7 separate regions of the Homo sapiens genome follow, and all the other regions are linked to region 4. The links are chromatin contacts, found by Hi-C or POLR2A ChIA-PET in ENCODE. All regions are on one chromosome and are shown on one strand. The core of a region is the stretch at or near the end of the contact, and the rest is flanking DNA. Distances in the headings are between cores, read along the strand shown. Region 1 has its middle 72 kb from the start of MPEG1. Region 2 has its middle 54 kb from the start of MPEG1. Region 3 holds the start of LINC02739 (long intergenic non-protein coding RNA 2739). Region 4 holds the start of ZFP91 (ZFP91 zinc finger protein, atypical E3 ubiquitin ligase). Region 5 has its middle 21 kb from the start of OR5AN1. Region 6 holds the start of FAM111B (FAM111 trypsin like peptidase B). Region 7 holds the start of DTX4 (deltex E3 ubiquitin ligase 4).

The links. Hi-C counts contacts between places; a loop is a spot of excess contacts on that map. ChIA-PET counts read pairs that join two places held with the same protein, here RNA polymerase II (POLR2A). Pooled maps may share reads with other maps.
Region 1: a map with no recorded cell type shows a loop between it and region 4 (4-fold over the local background). The contact joins the enhancer-like site here to the promoter of ZFP91 in region 4. A Hi-C loop is called at or near these places in 3 of 168 maps with a recorded cell type or tissue (B cell, GM12878 and OCI-LY7), 12 of 37 single-sample maps with no recorded cell type and 9 of 50 pooled maps. POLR2A ChIA-PET finds 5 or more read pairs at or near these places in 1 of 52 experiments (activated B cell).
Region 2: a loop to region 4 is called in a pooled map, with 3 times the contacts of the local background. The contact joins the enhancer-like site here to the promoter of ZFP91 in region 4. A Hi-C loop is called at or near these places in 3 of 168 maps with a recorded cell type or tissue (B cell, GM12878 and OCI-LY7), 11 of 37 single-sample maps with no recorded cell type and 10 of 50 pooled maps. POLR2A ChIA-PET finds 5 or more read pairs at or near these places in 2 of 52 experiments (OCI-LY7 and activated B cell).
Region 3: a loop to region 4 is called in a map of B cell, with 3 times the contacts of the local background. The contact joins the promoter of LINC02739 here to the promoter of ZFP91 in region 4. A Hi-C loop is called at or near these places in 18 of 168 maps with a recorded cell type or tissue (B cell, CD4-positive, alpha-beta memory T cell, CD8-positive, alpha-beta T cell and 13 more), 27 of 37 single-sample maps with no recorded cell type and 35 of 50 pooled maps. POLR2A ChIA-PET finds 5 or more read pairs at or near these places in 2 of 52 experiments (activated CD4-positive, alpha-beta T cell and activated T-cell).
Region 5: a loop to region 4 is called in a map of GM12878, with 5 times the contacts of the local background. The contact joins the enhancer-like site here to the promoter of ZFP91 in region 4. A Hi-C loop is called at or near these places in 1 of 168 maps with a recorded cell type or tissue (GM12878), 3 of 37 single-sample maps with no recorded cell type and 4 of 50 pooled maps.
Region 6: a map of PC-9 shows a loop between it and region 4 (19-fold over the local background). The contact joins the promoter of FAM111B here to the promoter of ZFP91 in region 4. A Hi-C loop is called at or near these places in 9 of 168 maps with a recorded cell type or tissue (B cell, CD4-positive, alpha-beta memory T cell, Caco-2 and 5 more), 36 of 37 single-sample maps with no recorded cell type and 17 of 50 pooled maps. POLR2A ChIA-PET finds 5 or more read pairs at or near these places in 12 of 52 experiments (BJ, OCI-LY7, PC-9 and 6 more).
Region 7: a loop to region 4 is called in a pooled map, with 9 times the contacts of the local background. The contact joins the promoter of DTX4 here to the promoter of ZFP91 in region 4. A Hi-C loop is called at or near these places in 10 of 50 pooled maps. POLR2A ChIA-PET finds 5 or more read pairs at or near these places in 4 of 52 experiments (B cell, HepG2, Panc1 and 1 more).

The regions. Positions count from the first base shown.
Region 1 is chr11:59,283,312-59,286,483 of GRCh38, reverse strand. No RefSeq gene overlaps it. Among named protein-coding and RNA genes, the nearest start is that of MPEG1, 72 kb to the right of the region's middle. Within about 2 kb of position 1,908, at least 5 of the 41 ENCODE cell types and tissues checked have a DNase peak (open chromatin) inside an H3K27ac peak, as active enhancers do; they include B cell, GM12878 and OCI-LY7, where a contact is called at or near this core.
Region 2 is chr11:59,265,772-59,268,890 of GRCh38, reverse strand. No RefSeq gene overlaps it. Among named protein-coding and RNA genes, the nearest start is that of MPEG1, 54 kb to the right of the region's middle. Within about 2 kb of position 1,480, at least 6 of the 41 ENCODE cell types and tissues checked have a DNase peak (open chromatin) inside an H3K27ac peak, as active enhancers do; they include B cell and OCI-LY7, where a contact is called at or near this core.
Region 3 is chr11:59,564,838-59,567,817 of GRCh38, reverse strand. It overlaps LINC02739 (long intergenic non-protein coding RNA 2739), which reads left to right and starts at 1,688. Exons shown (of 5, transcript NR_187292.1): 1 at 1,688-2,803. TRF-GAA2-1 (tRNA-Phe (anticodon GAA) 2-1) reads left to right here and starts at 1,366; the gene lies at 1,366-1,438. RefSeq lists enhancers at 1,393-1,892, 1,868-2,047, 1,893-2,394.
Region 4 is chr11:58,577,641-58,580,510 of GRCh38, reverse strand. ZFP91 (ZFP91 zinc finger protein, atypical E3 ubiquitin ligase) reads right to left here and starts at 1,448. Exons shown (of 11, transcript NM_053023.5): 1 at 889-1,448. The coding sequence starts at 1,229. ZFP91-CNTF (ZFP91-CNTF readthrough (NMD candidate)) reads right to left here and starts at 1,397. Exons shown (of 13, transcript NR_024091.1): 1 at 889-1,397. It also overlaps a transcript of LPXN not described here. RefSeq lists enhancers at 379-1,070, 1,815-2,044, 1,764-2,456, 2,075-2,594, 2,615-2,694 and a silencer at 975-1,394.
Region 5 is chr11:59,378,915-59,381,775 of GRCh38, reverse strand. No RefSeq gene overlaps it. Among named protein-coding and RNA genes, the nearest start is that of OR5AN1, 21 kb to the right of the region's middle. Within about 2 kb of position 1,260, at least 3 of the 41 ENCODE cell types and tissues checked have a DNase peak (open chromatin) inside an H3K27ac peak, as active enhancers do; they include GM12878, where a contact is called at or near this core.
Region 6 is chr11:59,105,948-59,109,251 of GRCh38, reverse strand. It overlaps FAM111B (FAM111 trypsin like peptidase B), which reads right to left and starts at 2,015. Exons shown (of 4, transcript NM_198947.4): 1 at 1,956-2,015; 2 at 540-584. It overlaps LOC105369315 (a long non-coding RNA gene), which reads left to right and starts at 2,527. Exons shown (of 3, transcript XR_007062680.1): 1 at 2,527-3,304. RefSeq lists enhancers at 847-896, 2,037-2,126.
Region 7 is chr11:59,170,433-59,173,686 of GRCh38, reverse strand. DTX4 (deltex E3 ubiquitin ligase 4) reads right to left here and starts at 1,555. Exons shown (of 9, transcript NM_015177.2): 1 at 881-1,555. The coding sequence starts at 1,091. LOC124902601 (basic proline-rich protein-like) reads left to right here and starts at 242. Exons shown (of 2, transcript XM_047427951.1): 1 at 242-422; 2 at 957-3,254. The coding sequence starts at 242. The coding sequence ends at 1,765. RefSeq lists enhancers at 489-598, 41-869, 1,497-1,791, 1,878-2,418 and silencers at 939-988, 1,049-1,618.

The DNA of each region.
Region 1 (3,172 bases), core at 659-3,158, 710 kb before region 4:
AAAGGAGCTGTAGATTTGGATAGACCAAATTTTATGGTTTTATGTTCTATGTTACCAAAGTACAACCCCTTCCTCTTCCAAGGATGGTCCTTACCCTTCCCGTCTTCCTGCTATATGCACACACACACACACACACACACACGCACATGCCACATTTCAATAAGTTTGCATTGTTCTGGGTGTGAAAAAGGCAAGAAGTTAAAGTAAGCCCACATCTAAGTATTATTTCTTCCCTAAGACCAAAACAGAGTAGGTAACACCAATTATGGACCCTACTTTTTTTCCCCACAGAAAGGGAGCTGACACGATCAAATCCATGTTTTCAAATGAACTGAAAAAGGCATCCAGCACCATTTGTAACACATTTATTTCAGTTCCAGGCTGAGAGCCCTGGGGCAGTTAGCAGGACACATGATTGTCAGCTGGCAACAGTTGGGGCTTTACTCAATTTTAATACCAATCTCATCTGATTGTAATTACTCCACCACTGTCATGTTCCTCCACAAAATGTTTTTTAAAGGATACATTTATTCACTGAATCAAATATCATTACTGATTTATCTTCTATGAAGGATGACTGTTCTCTTTGTTAATGTTCACAATCAAGATCTTGGGCTGAAAAGATCATCCAAGGAGTCTGAAGTATCACAGCGTGTGGGAAGGTGGGAACCAGGATACCCATTCATTTCCAACTGAGATACAGAGAAGTGAGTCACAGAATTTGAGCCCTGCTCTCCTGACTGCCCAGCCAAGGACACTGATTTCTATAGCCCCTTTACTTAACTCTGCCTCTTAAGCATTAAAACGTTCTTCTAAACCTCTGAGTGTTTTGTGGGTTCTGAGTGTTTTGTACGTTTTAGCCAAGTTAACCACTTGTCTGCAAATACTGACTTTCCTATGAATTCTTTGAAGATTATTGAGTCAGAAAGGAAAAATACAGCCCCAAATTCCCAGACTTTTAATGCATTAACTGCCTATTGAAATGAGAAGTTCTTCACAAACTTATATTCCCACTAACAAGATCGCACATAAATATGCATTAAAGTATGTACTAAGAAACCCTCTGTCCAACGGCTCATGCATATGAAGTCCGAACATGGGAGTTTGCCAGTTGCATTCATCAAGTCGTTTTGCGGAGTCAGATCCCTGATGGAAGAGCTCACAGGCTCTGCCTTCCAAGTCCTGGGTCCCTAACTGGTAACCTTAGGCTAGGGTCTGTGGGGAGACCAACCCTGGCTTCCAAGAAAACCACATTCCATGGACTATCAGAAATAGACACAGATTTGGGTGACAAAGGAGGCTCTGCATTTACATTTTATTTTTGTGTTCTTGTCAGTTTTGAGATGATTAACATTAAACATTTATTTGAGAAACAACAGGCAGAAGCAACAATTCAAACATACTTCATATTGTAGTCAGGCGAAGGAACCTTTAAAAATGAACATTCACAATTTTAACGATGGTTTTTCTCCCACATGTTCACTTACTTATTTTCCCAGCCATATTGTCTGTTCCGTTAGGTGAAGAGTCTAACCAGGTCAAATGTGTGGGTGAGAACAATGTGGAAGATATATTTTTTAAGTGGGTGCTGAAGGGACTTTTCCCGCATCCAGTGGTAGGGCTTGTGGTTGCCCTCAGGAAGACAACCCAAATCCCTCACAGAATAGGTGCACTAATCTACAAAAGGCGGAAGGTTAACAACAGCAACAATTTTGTGGTTGTTCATTTGCCATTTATTGTTCTGCACAGACACCTCATGAACACCAGGTGGCGATGTCCTCTCTCAGAGCAACACCAAAGACTTCAAAACACTCCAGTTACAAACCGAACAATTCACATTAGGACATTCACCTGCCTCTCCCAGAACCCCCAATCTAATGCCGGGGACCACAGAGAAGGAAAGGGGTCAGGGGTTCTTTCTTGTACCACATGCGCATTCCCCCAATTCTCTCATGCATACAATAGTGCATCACCAAGACGAGTACTTTTGACCAAGTATAAAACCACACAGACAACCAAATTTAACAAAAAGCGGAAGAGAATGAAAACACAAAGGCACCCACAGCCACGTATACACAATTAACCTTTTAGGGGATGGGCACCTGACGAGGTTTGTCTCCACTTACATTTGCCATCCCTGGAGACTCTGGAAGGGAGAAACTAGGCTGCTGGTGCTAAGACCATGAAAGGGAAGGCATGGAATCCCCTACTTGGGCCAGGAGAGCACAGCAGGGCTTCTGGTGGGAAAACACCCTGTGTCAAGGTAGTAGATGCACAGGGCTCAGCTGGCAGGGTTCTCACTGAAATCTAGACTGCACCTTTCCAGGTTGGCACAAGAGAAAGGGCAGAGGAATGCTCCCCGCCTTGCTGGGCGTAGTGTTAGAAAGGAAATTCAAGATCCCTACTGCCCAGAAAGCCACACAAGAACAGCACGAGGAGGAGGAAATCTCACTGGACATCTGCAGAGAGGACAAGAAATGGGGCACCCACACAATCAAAACCCCAGGGGAAAAGGCTTGAAGGTATGAAAACGACCTCTCCAAGTGGTATTGCCACAGGCACAGCGGCTCCCTTTCCATCTTGAGTCCTCTTCCTTCTGCTCCTGGCCACCCCTTTCCCCACCTATACTTTCTTCTCCCTGACGTGGGGAAATTGATCTCTCCCCAGTGCCTAATTCCATTGTGAAAGTCCGTCTTCTTTTCTTCCCCACCTCCTACTGCCTCACTGTGTCTTTCTCCCCAAGAACCCTCAGCCTATTTCTTCACCCCTCTGTGGCCATCTTTCTGTGGCCTAGAAGTCCAGCAGATACTTGACCAGGTTGCTAAAGGCAGAGATGGCATGAGACTCTCCAAATTATATCTGGTAACCTGGCAATGGGCATCGGTGTGACATTAAATATCGCAGGGATGGCTCTTTTATTTAACTCAGGTGTTTCCTTGCTGAGTGTGGGAGGAAATTGCCCTGTGGTTCAGTAAGCTCGAGACCATTATCACTCTGGAGGTACTTAGGCAGTCCAAAGCAAATAATTATCTCATTGATTAGTACTTTTATTACCTCAGAGGCTTTCTCTGTCTGGCATGGGAATACTTCTACCCACTTACTGAAGGTATCCACCCATACGAAGAGATGCTGGATGTCCCTTATCCTTGGAATATGGGTGAAATCCATCTGC
Region 2 (3,119 bases), core at 231-2,730, 690 kb before region 4:
TTCTGTTTATAAGCCACCCAGTTCATGTTTTTATTTTGTCACAACAGCCAGAATGGACTAAGACATCCTCCCTGGGGAAAGCCCCCACCTCAGCCCCACTGTTTCTCTGCCTTCATCACCCAGCACCCACTGGAATGTCAGCTCCACCAGGGCAGGGCCTTCTTTGTCCCATCCACTGGACAGGACCTGGCTGTGAGTATGGTGGGATCTGCGCATGGGCCTGCTGGCTGACAGCCTGCCCTTCTCCGTGCTGGTGAAAAAGAGGGTTTGTTTGTTATTTCCAGTTTTCTAAAACATATTTTTAGAATTACAAACATCAGAAACACAGTTCCTAGTAGGGCTGCAATGGACCAGAGTAAGATGGAGCCAGGGAGATAGGAGAACACAGCCTGGTTCTCCTCCGGGTGTAGCGTACAGAGCCAGGCCCTGCTGCACCAGCTTTGCCTCCTCCCAACCCAAGCAAGCAGGCAGCCTTGGAGCCCAGCCTCAGTGAGGGGACCCAGGCTCTGGTCTGTCTTGCTGTGTGGCCTTGGCCACAGGTTCCCCTCTCTAGACCTCTGAGGCTGGAGTCGACCGGTGGGTCCCTGTGGGCCTGACTCACTGCCTTGGAAAACAGCCAGGAAGGCAGATTTCCAGGCCCCACCCAAGACCTAAGGAATCAGCCCCAGGGAGCAGGTGAAGATGAAACCTGCATTTAAACTAGCCTGTTTAGTGGTTCTCAGGTGGCTGTGGGGACTGTGGGTTGAGACCGTCTCCAAGGATAGATTCAGGAAGATCCAACTCAAACAGTTTTGCTTTTAAGTCTCAGCTCAGACCCCTCCTGGCTGCATTGACCTATGAGCCTTCTTGCCTCAGGTTTGTCATCTGTGAACCGGGCTGGGGAGGATTCTAGGGGCCGGTCCATGCACATAGATGACCTCACACGAAGCCAGCAGGAAGCAGGGATAGTGCCTGCCCTTCTGTTATAGGGCAAGATGCTCTGGCTCTCCACCCATAGCTGTCCACACCTTTGCAGGAAGTGGATCATACATGTTAATTTACTTAATCAGCTGAAATCCTGAAGGCTTCCTAAGGGCATCCTTTTTTTTTTTGAAACAGAGTCTTGCTCTGTCACCCAGGCTGGAATGCAGTGGCGTGATCTCAGCTCACTGCAAGCTCTGCCTCCTGGGTTCACACCATTCTCCTGTCTCAGCCTCCCGAGTAGCTGGGACTACAGGCGCCTGCCACCACGCCCAGCTAATTTTTTTGTATTTTTTAGTAGAGACGGGGTTTCACCAGGTCATCTTTTCAACTGTCTGGATGGGTTGGGGGAAATCATGGCCCCACAGCGGGGCTCCTGGCCCCAGCTGGCAAAGGTTCCAAATAGCTGCTGAAGACCTAGGAACAGGTCAGGTGGCTTTATGGCCAGGGGCTGGGGCCTGAGCTGTCGGTTTGAGGTTTGGCACTGACAAGTCAAAGTTCTGCCCGACTGGTCTCTTTCTTGCTATGAATAAACACTTGCTGTCGTCTGGATTAATCTCCAGCCTCTCAGCCACTCAGTGGGAGTGAATCCTCCTTGCCAGGGGGTGCCCTCTGGGCCTCAGAGAGTGAAGGACCTGGGACCTCTTGTGGACAATGCATTCAATCCCACAGTTGCCACTATGGTGTGTGAGTTTCTTGCATTGCCATTAGTTGGGAGCATTTAGCTTCCCAGGGCTACCATTCGGGTGAGCTGTGGGCTCCTGGCAGGCTGGGTGCCATGCAGAATCCGCTTGGCCTTCGAGGGGGCCATGAAGACTGAGGAGGCTTGGCCTAGATTATGAGAGGACCAGAAACTCAATGGGGAGTGATCTAAATAGACACAGGGCGAGTGCTTCTTGGATAAAAATAGAGCTGATGGGGGCCTGGGGGTGGGGGCAGGGTGCTCCAGAGCCAGAAGGTCAAAGGGGTGGTGCCGGCCACCTGGTCAGGACATAGAGGGGCCAGCAGGAGGGGCTCAACCTGGCATTTATGGACACGGCGGGGGTTGAGGCCTTTGGTCCTTCCTACATTGCCCAGGGCTAACAAAATTCAGCCTCTGGGCCCCTGTGGGGGCCTAGCCATGAGCTGGCCTGGCTGTGCCCTCTCTCAGGTTCTCTTTATCATAGTGGGGGATGGCTGAGTGAGCAGGCACTCCCAGGCCTCCAGTCAGTGCAACTGAGTTGGAGTGGTAAGGTGAGCTGGAGGTGGCATTCCAGAGTCAGGAGTGGGTGGGAGAGGGTGGGTGGTGGCTGGCCGAAAGGATGACTGAGCCAAAGCACGTTGGGACAGGTTACCTGCCCAGCACTCACCAGCATTAGGCAGGGCCATGTCTTCTTGGGGCAGCTGTGTGGGGCTCTGCCACCTGCCCCTGCTTCGGGCTCTGCCCTCTGGAGTCCGGACAGCGACCTCCTCTGCTGCCTGACCCTCCAGTGTCTGTGCCACATGGTGGGAGGATGAAGGGCCAGCGGGAGCTGGGTTCACCTCCAAGGCCCCTCACAGGGCCTTGCTGTCCAAATGGAGGGTGGCAGGCAGCTCCTGTTCACTCTGTCCATGTGTGTTCTTTCCTCTTTTCTTTTCCTTTTTTTTTTTTTCCAGAGACATGGTCTCTGTCACCCAGGCTGGAGTGCTGTGACATGATCATGGCTCACTTCAGCCTTGACTTCCTGGGTTCAAGGATCCTCCTACCTCAGCCTTCTAAGTAGCTGGGACTACAGGCATGCACCACCATGCCTGGCTATTTATTATTATTATTATTGCAGAGACAGGGATCTTGCTAAGTTGCCCAGGCTGGTCTTGAACTCCTGGCCTCAAAGCAATCCACCTACCTTGGCTTCCCAAAGTGCTAGGATTACAGGTATGAGACACTGCACCTGGCCTATGTGTTTACTGAGCCTCTTTGTGTGCCAGGCCCAGCTGGCAGGGGATCCTGGTGAGCCTGCCTTGAGGAGGCTTCTCTTCAAAGCTGCCTGTCTTTTCCCCTTTAAGCTGGCTCAAGCGCCTCCTGCCTGGAATTTTGACCTCCTATGGGGTCAAATTTTGTCCAGGTGAGAACCCTGAGGCCCAGGACAAGTGGCCTTCTCAGCCCTTGCAGCCAGTGGACTCCAGGGTTGAAGATGCCT
Region 3 (2,980 bases), core at 439-2,938, 990 kb before region 4:
AACTGTAAAGTCACCTAGTTTAGGCGTGACAGCCACAAACATCTCATTTCAGATGTACTCTTAATCTTTCTTGAGAATGACAGTCTATACTCATCCTCCATTTTAAGCCTATTGTTTATAAATTCTAAACTAAGGTCATGGCGCTTTTATTTCAAATTGTAATGAGTCCATGCTGGCTCCTTATTTATGAAGCAAGTGAATACAAAGCATTGAATTATTCTAACAGCCTTATGGAGTTTATATAAAACTTTTTTTTTTTTGAGACGGAGTTTTGCTGTTGTTGCTCAGGCTGGAGTGCAATGGCGCAATCTCGGCCCACTGCAACCTCCACCTCCCTGGTTCAAGGGAGTCTCCTGCTTCAGCCTCCCGAGCAGCTGGAATTACAGGCGTGCACCACCACGCCCGGCTAATTTTGTATTTTTAGTAGAGACGGGGTTTCTCCATGTTGGTCAGGCTGGTCTTGAACTCCCGACCTCAGGTGATCCGCCTGCCTTGGCCTCCCAGAGACACCGCATCTGGCTAAAACATTTTTCAGTGAATAAATGCAAGAGATGAAAATTATGAAATGGGAGGTGGAGGAGGAATAAAATCAGCATATTAGAGATATTATTAAACCACAACTTGCTTCTTAGAGTTTGAGGGAAGCCTGACTTAATTCTTTTTTTTGACTATATATATTTAAAAATGAAAAATGCCAAGATGGTATTCCAAAAATTGAGGTATATTTTTAATGCTAGGTTTAGCAAATCAATGCTTTTAACAAATACTGTACAGTGACTCTATGTTTACCTCATGTGGAGGTAGCATTGAAAGTCTACATTTGAAGCCTTTACAAATGGCCTTCCTTACCTCTTCTATATATCCTGGATTTCAATCTGAAGATATCTGTAAAAATCACAATGTTTATATATATCTACCTTGCAAAATCTGCCTTTGCACAAGAAAAACAAGTATATTTTAAAAATTTATGGCAGTATTGTTTTTAATAATGAGATATAGAAAAAGGTAAAAAAGCTGATAGTTGTCAGTTTGATTACATAGATTATGTTATAACCATACAATCCAATACTGGCGAACGTGGATTAAAAAGTATGATAGGTCTACATAACTGCCATGAAAAAAGTCCATAATATGTTTTTAAATGAAAAAAGCAAATTGCAGGGAACTTAAAACAACAACAACAACAAAAAACCCTGAGAAAAGTGATTTATCACTTCAGTTTGTAAACAAGGGCCTTGCCTTATCACCTTTGTAACATTTGTAAAATGCCTACCTCTAGCTGAATCCATATGATCTTTGTTACCACGGAACAAATACTATTTTATTATAATTATGTAGAAAAAAAGAAAAACGTCTTCCACGGCAGCCGAAATAGCTCAGTTGGGAGAGCGTTAGACTGAAGATCTAAAGGTCCCTGGTTCAATCCCGGGTTTCGGCAGCGCTTCCGTTTTAGGCGTTAGTCATCACTACATGTGATTTCTGCAGTTAACAGGGTCTTTCTGCAGTTAACAGGGTCAACACCCTGTGGGTTCTCACGCGGGCTGGGGCAGTTAAGGGAAACCTTATCGTCATTTTCCCCTGGGAGGGAGGATACTGGGGACATATGTCTTACCTTTTAAACTGCCCAGTACGAAGTTACGCCTCTGCCCTCACTTGGGACCTGGTTTGAGACAAGCTCTTCCGGAGCACTGCGCATAGCTCACTTTCTTGAGCAACCCTGTGTCCCCGCACCCCGCTCCTCTTCTTTCGGGTTCTAGGCAGCCGTGGGCGCTGCGACCCTTCTCTCACTGTCAGAGGGGCGGGAGCTCTCGGCCTGCGCCGCCTCCGCTGCCTGCTTGGTCGCGGGCTTGCCGGGAATGGTGACAGCCCGGGCCCCCTCTTGGCCAAAGAAGTCCTCGAAAGCGTTCGGCGCACGGGCTTTGTCCAGCTTTTTAAACCGTAACAAGGACCGGGGCCGGGCGCGGTGGCTCACGCCTGTAATCCCAGCATTTTGGGAAGTCGAGGCGGACGGATTACTTGAGGTCATGAGTTCGAGACCAGCCTGGCCAACACGGTGAAACTCTGTCTTTAAAAAAGAAAACAAAAACAATAACAAGGACCCTAGAACAGCTCTTAGGTGGGGCGGGAGACAGAGATCGGAAGCCCTTTCTAGTTTAAATCTACACTAGGGTTAGAAGACCAAATACAGGACGTCCAATTAATTTCCTTTTTTTTCTTTTTCCTTTTCTTTTCTTTTTTCTTTTTTTAAGATGGAGTCTTGCTCCCATGCTGGAGTGCAGTGGCGTGATCTCGGCTGACTGTAACCTCCGCCTCCCGGGTTCAAGTGATTCTCCTGCCTCAGCCTCCGGAGTAGCTGGGATTACAGGTGCCCGGCTAATTTTTGTATTTTTAGTAGAGACAGGGTTTCACCATGTTGGCCAGGCTGGTCCCGAACTCCTGACCTCAGGTCATCCTCCTGCCTCAGCCTCCCAAAGTGTTGGGATTACAGGCACGAGCCACTGAACCCGGCCAAAATTTGAATTTCAGAGAAACAACAAATACTTTTTAGTATAAACATGTCCCAAATATTGCATGGAATATACAAAGTACATATTTGTTGTTTCTGTGAAATTGGATTTAACTGGACACCCTGTATTTTTATTTTCCAAATTGCAAGTCACTTGTACATCATATCCTTGCACCCCTCTGAACCCTATGCACCACCTTCCCCACCCCAGCAAAGATATCCAGACGCTGTATGCAGGAAGAACTGAATTTCAGAGGACACCGTTTGATCTTCAACACCTGGCAGTTTACAAAACAGGTTTGTATCCATTGGCTAATTTGTTATCAGCACCAACAGAGAAGCTCCTGGCAGAGATCACTAGGAAACACCCCGGGAATCGGCCATCCACCAGTTTCTAGGCTTCCAGAGTTGTCCATGCTTGTCTGGCATGGGGGCGGAGGTCAGTGGAACTCGGAGGATATGGATTGAATTTCA
Region 4 (2,870 bases), core at 199-2,698:
GTCACTAATGATGTTTTCAGTCATGAATTGAATAGTCAATGTGATTAATTTCTAGAATTTACAAACTTGTGTGCTTCAGTATTCTTAACATGAGTATTATTTTAACGAACAATTTAAGACAATGCTCCTGGCCACCTGTTCATGTTTCCTCTATTACGTCTAGGTAATAAAGGAATTCCTCTCAGATGATTCTAATTTCAAGGATGAAGTTCCTACATTTAAAAACACGAAACACAAAGATAAAACATATGCTACTTAGTAAAAACAAACATTAAAGAATGCTCATATAATTTTATATGAAAGACTCCATACTTAAAATCGTAGCAGTGGGCTTTTAACCTGACCATAATAAGTGGCAAATTTCTCAAAAGAATGAGAAGGGTTGCGAAAAATTTAGAAAAGTGAAAAAAAAAAAAAGCTACATAAACACACTAGTACATCTGGCTCTTGAGCTAACGCGAAGGCGGGGGGGAATCATTTTTGAAGGCTATGATCGGGCTGTGTATTCCCTAAAGGGCATGTGATGTAATACTGGAGAGCCGCCTAAAGGAAAGGGATAGGGTGACAAAGGGGGTGCGGATGCCAGAAAGAGGGATGAGCCTGCGGGTGTCAGGGAGGAGGTGGATCACTAGCGAGTGCAGGGGTGTATCAAAAGATGATTTCGGGGAGTGGGGAAACGGCCCGACAAGCGAAGGTACAGGAGCGAGATGAGGGTGGCGCAGAGAGGAGGCACGAAGGCTCCCGGGGAAACGGTGTGACATCTGGCGTGCGGAGCCGGCAGGGGGCAGACCAGGCAGGATGTCACGTGGAGTAGGCGCTACGGGAGCCGAGAGGGTTGCGTACGGACAGAGGGGGGTCTTTCCCACCGCCTGAAAGACTGTTACTCACAGGAGTCGCGGACTCTTCTTGCCCTGAACTGGAGACGGGGACTTCGCGGCCTGGGGCTGCTGCCCGGGGACGTCGGGAGGCCTGGCGCTGGGGCTGCTCCTCCGCCGGCGGGGATACTCGGCCTTCCTCCGGCGGGACACAGCTGCGGCGGCGGCGGCCGCAGCGGCCCGGCCTCGGTCCCGACCTCCCCTCAGCACGCGGCTGCTAGTGGTCCCTGCAGGCGCCGCCGCGACCGCCTCAGGGGGCCGTTGTTGGGGCTCCTCCGGAGCCGCCTTGGCCGCCTCTCCCCCTTCCTGGTCCTGCTGCTCCGGGGGTCTCGGCTCTTCCGTCTCCCCCGGCATCGGGGCTTGTCCGTCCCCCACCCCCTAGTCCTAGGCGGCGGAGGCGGAGGCGGCGGCCTCGGCGCTGCTCCCCCCGCCCCCTCGCCTCCCGAAGCCTGCGGCTCACTCTCACCCTGCGCTCCTCTTTCCCCCCTCCCCTCCGCCCGGCTCCGAGGGCGCCCCCCCCACCCCCTGCCACTCAAGGTCCGCTACCGCTGGCGGCGCGCGCGCGCGCGCCACAGACGCTCAGCGGGCCAATCGGAAAAGAGGACAAGCCTCCTCACCCCGCCCCTCGCAGTCTTACACGCAGCGGCGCCCCAGGTTCCCTCCCCCACCCCTTCCTTCAGCCAATCAGGAAACGGCTAAAAGGGGAGCGCGCGAGGTTTCCTTCCCCGCGCACCCGTTCTCACCGTTAAACGGCTGTGTCTCGCGACAATCCCAAAGTGACCTTTTTCCCCCCTCCAGACTTCAACGCGCGCTAGGGGCAGTGCGAGGGGCAGGTCTCGCGAGGGAGGCGGGTGAGAAGAAATCGCACCTCTTTCCCCGCCTCACGCAAACCCTAGACTGGCTGCGCGCGCACCTGCCTCCCTGAGGAGCCACTGATACCACAAGGGCTCTTTCTATTCTTCTTTAGGCCGCAGAAGTAGCCTGGGCGTTCTTCCGCCTCCACCCTACCCCACTTTCCTGTCTTTGGCCTTTCTGTCCCCAGCGCCGCCAGATCTTGCGCGGAGAAGGGGGTAGTATTTTGAGCTGTCGCTTCTCCTTTAAGAAAAAAAGCCCCGTCGGTTGCCGGATGAAAGTCTCTGAAAAAATGGCGGCGGCAAAACGGAGGCGGGGTTGTGGGGGCAACGAGGGCCCGCCTCTTGGCGCATGCGCACCGTTAACTTAACCAAGGGCATTCTGGGAGATGAAGTCTTATTTCGCCTAGGCTTTAGGAAAAATAGATGGGAAACCAGAGGTGGAGAGGATGCCGGGAGGTTCTAACTGAGTCACGACGGGAAAGGTAGTTTACTTTCCGCAGTCTAGAGTTTACCTTTTTTTCGGGAGGCAGTGTTTCCGGGTTAGGTCGCGACGCGTGCCGTACATCCGGGCTCAAGCGTCGAGCCAATTGCTGGTCTGATGGGAGGGTTTTTCCTACTTTTTCTTACTTTTTATCTGGGCGTTGGCGTACCTTTCTCGGGGTGTCTGCGTAACTGCCCAGACTTGCCTTGGTTTGGTCAGATGACACCTCCTCTGGGACTGGCTAGCCAGCGTTCATGTCTACATTATTGATCTCGTCTTCCGGTGTGTGAGTCACTCACCTGTGAGCTCCTAGAGGTCAGCGACTAAATCTGGTTCCATGGGGTCCTTGGGCCCTCGGAGCCCTAGCACAAGGCCCACTACTCAGTTGGCTCTTAATCAAATCTGTGAAACGAATTATAAAGTTGCTTTTCTACTAGACCTTGTTGGGACACCAAGGAGCCGGCGTCGGTTGCTTAACTTGGATGCGGTGCCTGACCTAGAGGGAGGCGAAAGGGTTGTGAGCGTGACATGACTGGTGACCTACACCGAGAAGCTGAAGGGTCTCTTAAGCTCTGCGGCCGGAAGCCATCTGCTTCTGCGGTTTATACAATAGCAACTTTATCAGAGGTTACTTTTCTGCACGCTAGCGTATGACATTAA
Region 5 (2,861 bases), core at 11-2,510, 800 kb before region 4:
ATATACCTAATGTTGAATGACAAGTTAATGGGTGCAGCACACCAACATGGCACATGTATACATATGTAACAAACCTGCACATTGTGCACTTGTACCCTAAAACTTCAAGTATAATAAAAAACCACACCCTCAAAAAACCACAATAATTCTCCAGCAATAAGTGCTGAACACAAATAAATTCTAAAATTTCCAGATAAAAATTCAAAATATTGATTTTAAAGAAGCTCAATGAACTTCAAGAGAAATCTGAAAATCAATACAAAGAAATCAGAAAATCATTTTAAGATATGAATGAGTAATTTACCAAGGAGATAGATATCTTAAAAAAAAACAGTAATTCTAGAACTGAAAATTTTATTGCAAGAATTACAAAATACATTTGAAGCCTTCAAGAATAGACTAGATTAAGCACAAGGAAGAATCAGAACTTGAAGATAGGTTTTAAAAATATAATACAGTCAGATAAAAATAAAATAGAATAAACAAAGCCTTCAAGACTTTTAAGACTATCTAAAATGACCTAAATAATAAATTATTGGTATTCCTGAGGAAAAAAGGTTAAGAAATTTATTAATGAAATAATGTATAAAAACCTCCCAAGTGTATCAAGAAATTCAGACATCTGAATAAAAGAAGCTCAGTGATCCCCAGAAAATTACAATGCCTAAATGAGTTTGCCATAGCATATTATTAGACTATCTAAAATCATATGAATGAACAAATTCTAAAATTGGCAAGAGAAAAACATCTAGTCATCTACAAAGGAAACTACTTCAGAATAACAGCAGACTTATCAGCAGAAACTTTGCTGGTAAGAAGGTAGTGAAATGACGTATTCCAAGTGTTGAAAGAAAAAAAGCAAACTAGTAGCCAAGAATTCTGTATACAGCAAGAATTAAGCTTTAGGAGAAATACTCTTTTCCAGATAAGCAAATGCTGATAGAATTTGCCACGACTAGATTGGAAATAGAAGAAATGATCAAAGGATTCCTAAACTTGAAAGTGAAAGAATGGTATTCACCATCATGAAAACACACAAACATAAAACTCATTGTTAATGCAATAATACAAAAGGGGAAGTGAAAGGAACACAATGACACCACTACAGAATTCCACAAAACCAAAAATGAACAATGAGAAAAACAGAGAAAAGAGAATGTATAAAATAACTAGACAACAATTAATAATATGACAGGAACAAAACCTCACCTATCAATACTAACCTTGAACATAAAAGAATTAAACACTGCTTTTAAAAGGTATACATTGGTAAGATGGGTTAAAAAACATGACTTAACCATAAGCTGTCTACAACAAACTCATCTTATCTGTAAAGGCACATACAGACTGAAAGTAAAGCAGTGGAAAAAGGTATTTCACACAAATGGAAACCAAGAGCAAGCAGAATTAGCTATAATTAGATAAAACAGGCTTTAAATTAAAAACAATAAAAGGATAAAGAAGATGATCATATAATGATAAAGGAAACAACTCAGCAAGAGAAAATAACAATTCTAAATAAGGAACTAGAAAAGTGAGATCAAACCAAATTCAAAATTAGCAGAAATAAAGAAATAACAATGATTACAGCAGAACTAAATGAAATAGAGACCAAAAATGATATAAAGGATAAATGAAACAAAAATTTGGTTTTTAAAATAATAAACAAAAATTGATAAGCCATTAGTGAGAATAACCAAGAGAGGACTCAAATAAAGACAATCACAAATGAAAAAGGAGATATTATAAGTAATACCACAGAAATACAAATATGTACATGAATTTAACTTATTGTTATCAAGCTGTATTACCAGCAAGCTGTGCTATCTTGGGACAATCCCTTAGCTTCTCTGGCCTCAGGTTCTCCACCTGAAATGGATAGTTTGGACTATAAGATCCCTAGGTTCCTATATCCTTTCCAGCTCAAATGACTCCAAAGTTAGTAAAGAAAATCTACAGTCACGAGACCATCATATAGACCATTGGGAAGTAGGGAATGAATCCAGTGGGGACATGGCAAAGTGGGGCATGAAATCTGTAGGGACAAAAGCTCCATGACAATGATGACACCAGAGAGCAAGTACCTGGAATGTTTTCTCCCTTGAATTGGCTTTTCCCCTTTATTCTCTGCTCTCAACGGCACGTTTAAGAAGATCTGAAGTTGTGGTCATCGCTTTTGCTGTGAGTGAACAGCAAGTTTTGTGGCCAAAATCATCCATCTTAGAGTGCAATGGGGCCCACATGGAAAATTCCTTTGTACGAGAAATAATTAATTTTAACCTTTGGCAAGAATTGTGTCTTTTTGAGGGATCTGGGTCAAGTTCACAGGGCAAGACTTAGATGGAATGGTTGCTTCTCTGCTATCTAATTATCTCTGATTCTTTCAGTAAACAAGGTTTATGGTCCTCAGTCTCTCCCATTATTCAACTCTTCTCACTTCTTTGCTTCCATTTCCCCCACCTAGGGCTTTTCCTTGAGTTCTCTTTCGCCTTACAGAAATTTTCTGACCTCAATGAAAATAATAATCTCAACATAAAATTTCAAGTTATTACTCTGGGATGAAAAATAGGTGTTGAATTCCAGTTCTGCAATTTCTTAAGGATATGATTTGACCTCTGTTACTTTCTGTTTTTTTTTCACCTGTTAAAAAATGAATTCTGTTTTGAAATATTATTGATTTAATTTTTATTTAAATACACAGCTTTGATTAATAATTTCTGAGTAGTAAGAGCCCAGTTGCATCACTGCAAGATGATATGAGAAAGTACTCATGTACAATTCCATTAGACCTTTTGAAATACTTCAAATGGCTCTCCATTGTTGTTTTTGGAGAACTTGGAGGTCTGGAGACAGTAGCCTAC
Region 6 (3,304 bases), core at 766-3,265, 530 kb before region 4:
GTATGAGAGATCTGCAGTGGGTATCCCTTGAGATTTCAGCTTGGTCAATGCATGAGTGGAACGAAACTGTTGAAAAGGAACAGGAAAAGAAGTACCCAAAAGAAGCAGATGTAACAATTTCTGAGGCTCATACAGGACTGTGTATAATTTCAATTCCCAAAAATCCGACTAGAAAACTTCATAATTCATGAAGTATCAGGGAGACTACTCTGCAAGGTATTTCTTCCGCAGTAGGACAAAATTAGCCCTAGTTCTGCTCCCACCTAATAAATAAAAGCAAGCTTCGAAAGTATAAAATGGTTTCCATGTAAAATATGAACATACTAGAACAAAGCTCAAGAATATTGATAGGAATGTAAAAATTTCTGGCACCCAAAGTTGTGAAATTAACAAAGCTTGATATCTAATAAAAAAATCAGCAGGCACTTAAAAAGTGGATAAATATGACCCATAATGACTAGAAATATCAGTGAATAGAGACAGGTCCAGAAGTGAGAGAGAAGATAGAACTAGCAGTCAGAAACATTAAAAGTCATTACCTTGAATTTCTGGCCAAAATGGAGTAACAGGGACTGGATTTCCCCCTAGTATGAAAACAAAACAAAACAAAAAAGAGCAAAACATATGAAACAATGGTTTGCAAGGAACTGGACATTATGCAATTAAGGACAGTGACAATTGAAATGTATCCTATAATCCACTTTAGCAGACTACCTTGAGGAATTCCAGGCCAGTGTGGCAAGGAAGGGCAGCAAGACAAAACCAGTAGGAATTCCAGATTTAAGGAGACAAAGCTGAGAGACTAAGGTGACAAGAGGTCACAGGCCAAAGACATGGTGGGAGACCTGCACAGAGAGGGAACTCTGGATATATGAAGAGGGTTCCCCTAAAGCATTCAGCTGTGTACTGATCAGAGCAGCAGCTGAGAAAACTTTCCAAGGCCAGGAAAGAACCACCCTAAAACTGTCATAGTCTAACTTTCCACCAACCCTCTCCCTGTAACCCTTTTAGGGATCCCCATTTCCTCATTTCTAGATTAAGGACTTTGGCTCAGATGAAACTTTTATTGTTCGTGTGAATTGGTTCCTCTAAGCTTTTTAAAAAGGATTCCAGATCCCACCCTCACAGACTCTGATTCAGTATGTCGGGGTGTGGCTATGGAATCTGCATTTTTACCTGCCTCACTCCACAACCCCCGCCTCAAAGGCGCACCAAGTTCTTTGAACAGCTGCCTCTGTCACCGCAGGATGACCTCAATGCTTTCCTAAAGCCCCAGAACCTATGAAGGTAACCTGTGCTTGAAGCTGTGCTTGCTTACAGAAACAGAGACTGGATGTCAGTAACCACCGTGCTACAAGATGGGAAACGAACTTAGAAGCGCTACCCTAACCTGAATCCTTGCTGATTACCATACCTCAATCTGTGCCTCGGGGAGAAACGCAGCTTGCTAGGCACATGTAGTGTTGGGTGGCAACAGAAAATAGGAGACTGCCACACTCAGCTGTTTCTGGAAAGCCCCGTCTCTTTCCAGAAATCCTTGCTTTCCAACTACCTGCCCTAAAAGACCTTAAGAAGCACCCTCACACTACACTCCAGGCACTTTGAGCAGGAGCTCTCCTACTCCATTCCTTGATCAGTGAATAGTTTCTGCTCTGCTTAACCGAACCTGGTCTCCTTCTATGGGCGCGAACGGCACCGGGCAGGGAAAGGACCCACCAGGGTCAAACGACCCTCTCGAGATTCAGGAACACCCAGATGATCTCTAAGTATCTCTTCAGGAGTACAACTCTTGGCCTTTGAAGCTGAGACAGGGGGAAGGGAATTACAACGGGCGGCTGCCCAGCTCCCCATCCAAAACCCCCTTGACTTTGGGCTGAGGTCCTTCTGCCTACTGCCCTTGTCAGCCATCCCCCTAAGAACTCCAGGTCCGACCCGGGAAAAGAAAAACCACTCACAGAACCGGAGAGTCTGTCCACACGGTGCAAGTGCCCGTCAGTGCCCGCCGCTCTGGATTTGCAGGTGCTGGAAAGACTGCTCTTTTATATCTCTCAGCTGAACTTTTCCCGCCTAGAAGGGCTCGCCCGTGCGCGGCAGGAGCCTGGGAACTGACACTCTCGCTGGCCAATGGACGAAGAGTCTCTGGAGGCTGTTTTTCTCTCATTGGATGTAAATGACTCATCTCTCATCCACTGTGGAAGCCAATTATCATCACTCCAGACAGTGATTGAAGGGAAGGACCGGATGAGCGCGCAGCGCGCGCAGGTGGGTCTGAAGGCCGGGCCGAGGGTACTGCGCGCCAACCCGCCCACCCTCCCTATTTGTCTGGATGACCCTTCCCGGTCTCAGTGATCCCCTCCCCGGCACCACTCAGTCCACGGCCAGTTCCCGTGTCCCAGGATAAACTAAGCAATCACCGCCCTGCTCTTTCCCGCTCATGGGCGTCCCCTGTCTCCCAGTGGAGGCTAGGGAGGAGCTGCGCGGTAGCTGGGCGGAGTGGGAGGTGCCTGGAGGTTTCGCGCTTTCTCCGACTTTTGATTGCCAGCGCGCTGGCGGGAGCCGCGCGCTGGCGGCAGCTGCAGGGCGAATAGCCCGCCAAGTTGCTTAGGTGTGTGGCAGTTGCTGCCTTTCTGCAGCGGCGGGGTGGGCGACGGTGGCGGGATGAGCATCCAGGCGGGATCCTTTGGCGGCAGCAGCAGAGAGAGCTCCACCCGGATAATGCAGAGGCCCAGGCTCCAGCGGACTTCAAGTCCCAGAGCAGGCTGCACCCGCGTCTGCGTGAAATCTAAAGGGACTTGGCCTGATCACAAATGAGCTAACTTCGCGGCGGGGCTGGCGAACACAGACAATGCCAGCCTGGAGGAGGCAGTGGCCAGCACTGCTTAGGCCTCGTTCCCAGGACGCGCATTACTGAGTGCTGTACTTTACCCTTTGGATGAAGGCTCCAGAGTACGACCTCCCCAAACTGATATCAAAGAAGTGCTTTGCATGGGGCTTGAGAAAACATCTTACTGTTTAAGAAAAGAACGTCTTACTGTCTGAGAAGCTGAATAGAATGAGATGCCATCAGTATTGGGTGTTATTTTTCAGAAGTTGCTCAAAGAAGGAGAGAAGATGGTTAAGTGGGGATGGAGACAATTATTTTGTAACTCATAGAAGGACAGATGTTTATGTAACAGTTGATAGTTTTGGTGGAATAATCATGAGCATGTTTCTGAAATTAATATAAAATATACAGAGACCCCTAAAATCACTGCTTAAATTACACGGGTCTTGAGGTGTTCGGAAAGAGCAAACTTTGGAAGTA
Region 7 (3,254 bases), core at 306-2,805, 590 kb before region 4:
TTGATTCTCATGAAAAGATAGGAGTTTGGCGCTCCAGGAGACCATGGGTTCCTTACAGGCTATGGTTTCAAGAGGAAGCCTGGGGACAGTTTCTCCTTAGGAATCTGCGTCCTCCTCCTCCGCAGACAAAGGGAGCGGCTTCCCTGCCATGCATTCCGAAGCCCCGAGCCTCCCCCTCCTCTCTCCATCTGCTCCGGCCTGTTGCTTCCGCGCATGTAGTGTGTAGCAGAGGCATTCGCCAATGCCGCGGCGTCCAGGGTACCCCAGCCCTAGTCTCTCCTCCCAGGGAGCCCGGCGCTTCCCTTACCCGACTGTAGCGAGAACCTCCGGGGAATCCCTTCTTCCTCCCCCAGTTCCCACACCCAGGACCCAGCTGCGGGGAGGCATCCCACACAGGAGACGCAGAGGCAGTGAGATCGGGGGTGAGGGGACGTGTGGCAAGCCCCAGCGTGCCTGAAGCAAAACAGGGTCAGGTCAGCCAAGGTGCCGGCCGCCACGGGATGAGGGCAGGAAGCCTTTGCGAAGGGCTGGGATTGCCTGTAGTCTGGGGCGGCCCTAGAATTTCTACATAGAAAGACTTAGGGCCACCAACTGCTGAAAAGCGGGGGCATGAAAGGGGTGGGGAGTGGATTGTTACCGACTAGGTTGAAGCTGGGTTTGCAAAACCACAACACTGATACTATTTGCATGGATGTTTAAGGGGGAGGGAGGATCCTGCGAGGATTCAGCGGAGTGAATCGCCTCCCACCACCACCTCTTGGTGACACTGCTGCACAGAAGTGCCGACTAGGTGGCCAAGGTGGGTTCACAGGGAGGGAGGTACCTTGGCAGGTTGGGAAGGTGGGAGCAGGCGGGGCGGGGTCAGGGGCGGCTGGCTCACCCGTGTCTTGGCGGAACTGGTTCATGGACTGCAGGTCGATGATGTAGGGCGCGAGACGGCTGTCCACCTGGCCCAGCACCACGCTGCCCCCCGCGCGGGGGCCGGCGCGGACCACCGCCTCGATGTGGTGGCTCACCGCTGGGCTGTAGGGACGCCAGCGGCCGTGCTCGTTCAGCCATTCCCAGACCACCACGGCCGAGGCCAGGAGCATGGCGAGCCCGGGGCTGCGGCGCTGCGCGGCCCGCCTCCCGGGCCCCGAGCGCCCGACCTCCTCCGCTTCCTCCTGCGCCGCCGCCTCCGGGCCTCGACCGCGCCCCCTGCCCCGCGCCCCGCCGCCCCGGGCAGCCTCAGCTCCGGCCCATGGGCTCCTCCCCAGCCGTGCATCCACCGGGGCCGGGACACCGGGGCCGCCTGGCTGGGACCGCGCGCCGCCGCCGCCGCCGGGGTCCGCTGCTGCTGCCGCTGCTCTGTGGGGTCGAGTCGCTTCATGCAAATGCCCGGCTCTCTGCAAACAGGCCCCCGCCTTGCAAAAGCCACTCGGCGGGCGCGCGGCCCGAGCCCCGGCGGCCGCGAGCTGGGGCTGACGGCGAGGCAAGGACCCAGCCCTCGCACCAGTTGCGCCTCGGCCTCTGCAGACGCCGGGGTGGGATCTCGCCGCACGGCCGCGCTCGGAATGGCACGCTCTGGTCCCCTCCCCTCTCTCCCTCCCTCCCCACCCCTTCGCCGCACGAATTGCAGTCCCCGCCGCTGGGAGAGCTCCCCCTGCCTGTGGCTCTGCTCAGTTCCTTCCAGAATGAACCACCCCTCCCAAGCAGGGCGCTAAGGCAAACCCGCGCCCGCGTGTGTTTCCCTGGTTCCTTGATGCAGAGAAGCGACCCGCCATGACACGGCCCCGGGACCACCACTGTCGCCCAGCCGCAACTTTGCAGCCTCCTTCCCCCAAATGTAATTTTCTCTCTCTCTCTCTTTTTTTTTCCTTAATGCAGCATGATCAGTGTCCGCAGCGCGAACTGGAGACACGCATTGTCTCGGGGCTTGCGCACGCACTGGCACACTCACAGTCGCACACACACGCGCGCGCACCCCAACTCCTTCCTTGCCCCGGCTCCTATTACCTCATCCTCTCCCGCATCCTTAGCTGTCCGTCAAGGAAGCAGAAGACACGCCCCCTGCTGCTCGGGCGAGTGCCCTGGAGCTTACCCGCCCCCTGCTGGCCTAAAGTGTCGTGTGCCGGCCAGTGGCCACTCCAACCTCTGCTAATGAGACCCAGTCCAAAGGGATGCAGCAATTTCGCTAATGATGGATTTATATTACCTACGTAGAGAGCAAATGTGGTTTTTCTGGCCAGATTCAACGTACTAGAGTCAGGAAGACGCATGTTAGATTAATTTTATCTGCATCGTTTCTGTAACTAAAATTATGAAACACTAGGAAAAACACGAGTTAGACTTATTTTGATCATCAATAGTTAATATGGAAAATAACCTTAAATAGGTAGGTTCTGACTAAAAGGGAAGACTGAAGTCAGGATTATGCATTATCCTTGTCAAAGAACACAAATTTTGTTTTGTTGAGATTGCAAACCACATAAAACAACGAATCGAGTCTTATCAAGATCCAAGTTATAGGATGCGGGAAAGTAAAAATAGATTATGTGTTAGAGAATGGGATTGTGAATCTTTTTGAAATAATCAATTTTTTCATAAATATCATATGACCCTTTTATGTTTTAGAAGAGTTGCTTCCCCCTCCCTCTCCTTGCAGCTGTCATTTCTCCCATTGTTAGAATTTTGCATCCTTCTACCTTTATCTTTCTCCCAACAGAGTTCTAAATACAAAGCAAAAGAAAAAGTGTGAGATCTGTTCTTCTTCAGGCCCCTAAAGGCACCAGGCTCAAGGAACCTCTGAGCTTTGTTCTTTCTGGTCTTCTTGCACAGCTTGGCCTCCAAAATGCCTAGTCGGCCTCTCCCTTATTTGGGGACTGTTCCTAATCCAACCTAAACAATACCACTCATTAAAATGTCGAGTTTCAGAATTAGAAGAACAAAAAGAAAACAAGGATACCTCGACTAATTATATCATAGGCCATTATTATTACCATTTTACAAATGACAGGACTTAAGGAATTTAAACTATTTGCCCTAGATTACATAGCTAGTTAGAGGGGAAACCAGTATTCAAAATTTAGTTGGGCTGTCTCAAAAGAAAATGCCTGTTCCATAGCATGTCCTATACAACACAGAGGTGGCACAATAACAGGCAATGTAGAAGTGTCTCAGTGTGAAAGAAGGGAAGGGAGAAAATGGGGGTAGAATTTTCTGGAAAAGAAACAGAAGGCAAACTGAAGAAAAAGTAATTTAAAAATTTATTGGGC